Regions from separate parts of the Homo sapiens genome. Here region 2 is linked to region 1. A link is an interaction called in ENCODE POLR2A ChIA-PET data of the cell type or tissue named here. Cell type or tissue: OCI-LY7. All regions are shown on one strand.

Evidence for each region. Peaks named below come from ENCODE experiments on the same cell type or tissue, not always from the same donor. Only the 100,000 strongest peaks of a DNase experiment are listed, where the experiment ranks them.
Region 2: POLR2A ChIA-PET joins it to region 1 with 5 read pairs; 2 of 35 experiments call an interaction of 5 or more read pairs at or near these places.

The regions. Positions count from the first base shown.
Region 1 is chr3:105,798,981-105,801,480 of GRCh38, forward strand. The region is part of intron 3 of CBLB (Cbl proto-oncogene B); the gene reads right to left. Among named protein-coding and RNA genes, the nearest start is that of CBLB, 69 kb to the right of the region's middle. In OCI-LY7, no CTCF peak of the experiment used is centred here; a DNase peak (open chromatin) is centred at 1,531; H3K4me3 peaks cover 2,269 bases; H3K27ac peaks cover 2,500 bases.
Region 2 is chr3:105,665,981-105,668,480 of GRCh38, forward strand. The region is part of intron 18 of CBLB (Cbl proto-oncogene B); the gene reads right to left. Among named protein-coding and RNA genes, the nearest start is that of CBLB, 200 kb to the right of the region's middle. In OCI-LY7, no CTCF peak of the experiment used is centred here; no DNase peak of the experiment used is centred here.

The DNA.
Region 1 (2,500 bases):
AAAGAAATATCAATACTGATTAAAAGTTAAGATGAGATCTCAAGGATGACAATTAGTTGCTAATCCTTCAAGATCTAACAAAGTATCTAGATGGAAAAATGAAATGTTTAACAATGACCAGAATAATAAAAATAGAAATGGGAAAATAATGAATAGCAGTGAGAGAAAGAAACACATGGTAAATAATGACAAAGAACAAAAAAAAAAAAAAAAAGAAATCCCTGCAGTTAAGAAAATGAAGAAAAAAGTAAAAACATTAAGAGGGTATTATCAAAATAAAAAAGCAAATTAGCAAAACAAAGGGCAGGAAAAAACAAACAAGGATATTTTGGGTAGACGTTATGTAAGAGAACATTAGAGCATGGAAAAGCTACTTTTCAGCTATCTTTACATTTTTATTAACTACATAAATAGGCACAATTAGTACCATTTGTTAAATAGATGAGGCAACAGTTGCATCATGAAGTGTGTTTCAGTGCCTTTCATATAAAGTTATTCTATGCACAACTGGAAAACACCCGCATAACAAGCATTAAAAAGGCATTTCACCATTTTGATTTGCAACATAACGTTTGTGCTGTTATCTCTGGATGATAAGATTACATACAAGTGATTTTTTTATTTATACTCATATATTTCCAAAATTTCTATAATATTCACCCTATAACCCAGAAAACAATAAAATGTTTTTTTAAACATTCTCCTAGAGAATGACCCATGTTATAAACACAGGCATTTACAATTCCTGCTATAGAAATAGTGACATGGAGTTAATCTAACCTAAGAAAATTTCAGTTGGGTTATTTATTTGCCTGATTTGCTTCTAGAAAATGTGGACAAGTTATAGGATACATGAACGTTTCTAATTCTCAGCTCCTAAGGTCTCTTATGTCATAACTAAGGTAATGGCTGGATCTTAGTCATGTCCTTTCATATTTCCAGTATTAAAATAAATAAAATAAACATTGTTTTTTAGACTAAGCAGCCAGGGACATAATTTTAAAAGTACATCTGAAATACCAAAGCCCACATTTTCTTAAAAATATGTGATGTCCTGGTAAAAACATTTGATAACAAGTCTGAAGATCTGAGTTCTAGTTGTGGTTCTGTGGATCTTGGACAAGTCACCTAATCTCTTTGGTTTGGGCCTCAAATTCCTCATCTGAAAAACAGAAGCGGTGGTCAGTGGTTTTCAAACCTACCTGTATGTTACAATCACCTGGCTATTTTATTAAATCCGCATGTGCAGACCAGTATCCCAGAGAATCAATAAAATCTCTGGGGAAGGGACATGGCTATTAGAGAGTTCAGTTCCCCCAGATGATTCCAATGTGAGCCAAGGCTGAAAACCACTGAGTAGGAGGATGCTTCCTAGTTCCTTCTAACACACAACGAATCCCAAGGTGAGCTGCATATCGGAATCATCTGAGGAACTTGTAGAGCCTACCATTACCAGGGCCCATCCTGGCTCAATTCAATCACAGCCTTAGCGGTACCAAAGCACTGGTATTGCTTTAAGAGCTCGCCAGATGATTTCTGATGCATCACCATGACTGAGACTCACTGTCAAGACACGTGTTTGACAGAACAACTAGCCTTAGACTTATTGAAATAGCAAGGTTTTGTCTGGTTACAAGCAGGTTGTTGACAATAACCTAGAATTACATAAAAATTTCTAGGAAAACAAAATATACACAAACCCCCCCACCCACTTCCTGTGAGCTAAGCAATATTCCAAGGACACCTACTGATAATTAAGGAATAATGTCTCTAATATGATCTGACTTACTGGGAAAATACAATTATAGTAAATTACCACAGGAAGAAAGAAGGAACAAAGTGAAAAGACATACATATAATCTGGGTTTTACCAAACTGCTACACAAATCGAATTTAGATAATAAACATGAAAACAAATTATGACAGTACAATGCACACTTTGTCAAAAAGAACTGATCCATTTGGCTTATATGTCATGTGAAAGTAAGAGGGAGAAAGTGAGAGAAGGCTATCTCAGCATGCTTTAAAAAAAAAAATCTCGGGAAGAGACTTAAAACATGTTTCTTAAATATTTCACTAATGAATTCTCACAACTGTTTTTTTCTTAATCGCTTGTGAGTTGAGCAGGCTGAAAACCAAATTTTTTAGAGAGGATTTACCCTTACTGTGGGCTGAAATATTGGCTAATTAATAAAAATAACCTTTAACGCACTCAGGAAAATAGCATAAAAAGCAGCAGCAGCCATTATTAACAGATAAATGGTCTATAACTTTAATAGCTTATAAAACCTAGGTAGAGGAAACTAAAATGATACTTAATCACTGTGTAAAATACCCTACTTATAAAAGTGGTAAAAGATAGTATTTTTAATGAGAAAAGCATATTTTTAATATTTTAATGTATTACAGATTATTTAAAATGTGTTTAGCTACTTTAAGTATAAGGAACTCAAAAGTTAAAATGAGTAATCCTCTAACAAATGGCTAGTCAAATTAGTCA
Region 2 (2,500 bases), 130 kb before region 1:
GTGCCACTGCACTCTAGCCTGGGCAACAGAGTGAGACTCGTCTCAAAAAAAAAAAAAATTATATATCTGTCTCTAAAATACTTAGCAAAGCATCAGGACTATAGTAAATGCTTAACAAACTTAACGAATTTTAATTAGACAAAATAATATTGTATATATTATCTGAAACATACTGTCTAAATTTACTTAGTAAACCAGTGACAATTCTTGGGACAGATATCAAAACTCTTAGACTACTGACCTTCTCAACTATAACAATAACAGAATTAGAAAAAAATATAAATACACTTAATTGATCAAGGAATAAAAGAAATCTCAAACACATTATGATTAACTTTGTTATTCTACTAGAAGTTGGATCAATTAATTCTGGGATTCATTTTTATGCCATAAGGTTGAATTACTGCCTCTATAGAAATACTGCTGGCCACGCGCAGTGGCTCAAGCCTGTAATCCCAGCACTTTAGGAGGCTGAGGTGGGCAGATCACAAGGTCAGGAGTTCGAGACCAGCCTGGCCAACATGGTGAAACCCCATCTCTACTAAAAATACAAAAATTAGCCGGGCATGATGGTGGATGCCTGTAATCCCAGCTACTCGGGAAGCTGAGGCATGAGAACTACTTGAACCTGGGAGGTGGAAATTGCTGGGAGCTGAGATCACGCCACTGCACTCCAGCCTGGGCGACAGAGCGAGACTCCATCTCAAAAAAAAAGAAATACTGCCTATAGAAGGACATGATTTAATAAACTAAATTACAAATAAAAAAATCTTCACATACACTGTTTTAAATATATCCAGAAAATGGTTATTTAATCTTAGATTTGTAAGGAAAACAACTCTAGGTTCTCTGGCTTTCAAACTGAAGCTGTCTGTAAGCCCCAGTATTTCACATAGCTAAACTGTGGGAAAACTCAACATTGCCATTTCCTTTGTTGAAACACAAAATCTTAAAGACACATAATCTACCTTAAAATTCCAACCCTTGCGTGAAGTGAAGCCACGATTTCCAATTGAGATCTTAACAGAGATAAACTATTGAATACTTGGTCCTAATATAAAATGTATTCAACATTCCAACAATTCTCCTTTAAGCTAGTAAACTAATGGTAGTATTGAAATTAATTCATTTTGTAATGAGATCTCCTTTATTTTATAATGAGATTGGCTTATTTGGCAATAAGGTCTTTTAATGGTTTCAAACACATTTGAGTTGTGCTAAAATCAAGCATTGTTTTCAAGTGTTACCTTGAACTTCCTTCTAAATACTAACAATATGAAAAATCACCTCAAGAGTGAATGGTGCACTTCATTAATACAGCCTTTTAGTTTTCAAAGAATGGTATTCAAACTGTAGTACAATATGTCTTACAACAAGAGAAAAGCAAACTGAGAAATTTGTAAAACCTCACACATAGATAGAAGAGACATGTGCCCCATGTGAATAATACATCCATGTAAAGAAACAAGCAGATTACTAGCAAAAATGTTTGTCCTATATACCGATATATGTGAATTTAACATGGGCTGGTAAGCTCTTCTTATATCTGGACTACCTATGATACGTTCATATATTTAAATTTCAATTATACATTTAGAAAAACTTTAAGAAAAGCATAAAATATTTTCTTTGGGAGGAATAAACATTTAGAAGGCTCTTTATATATGTAGACATACATATACATGCAGACATACTTTTTAGATAAGAAAACAAGGGAGATATTTTAAAATCAATGAAACTACATTTTAAACTTCTTTAGAAATATACTTTCCATAGAAGCCTATTCATAAATGACTATCAATTATTTAGACAGCCATAAGTGATAACAGAACTTGAATTCATAAGGCAGAGCAATCATACCAGAACCCCATTTGGTCATCTTAAAAAGGCCTTAATAAAAACAGATTAATTACTGCAAAATAAGAGCTATTAGAATCCTAAAGGCGCATATGCATTCAGTCTCAAGGGTTGAATGGAAAGACCTCATCTAGAAGGCAAGCTCAGTCTCTCTGCTGATGTAAAATAAACTAGTGAACAGCCTGGTAGGCCTGTGAACTTCATGTGAACAAACATATGTTGGAAAAAAGTATCTTATTTTCTGTGGTTGACTGTGTTTGTAAAGAGAATTTAGGGAGTAGATTGAAATATTTGATGTTACAGCTAGCTGGGCCCTCAGAGTAATAGTCAGGAGTCTTTTATTACTTAGGTAAAAGCCAGTTCAGGCTTCTGGCAAATGGCTATTCGGGGATATTTCAACAAGGTTTGTGATTTGAAGTTCTTCCAGACATTTCTAGTGTAATGCTAATAGGGATTCATACTGCTTGAAATCATATATGTGAATGATGTTCCTCTGGGCTCTACAACACCCACTTATTATGGAGAAAACTGTAAAGAAGCTGTGAAAACACTGTGTTTTGGCTACAAGTTTTCCCCTAACTAAAGTATAGGTTTCTTTTAATCCAGAGCTGGTGGTACTGAATATGTTATTTTAAATCAGTCA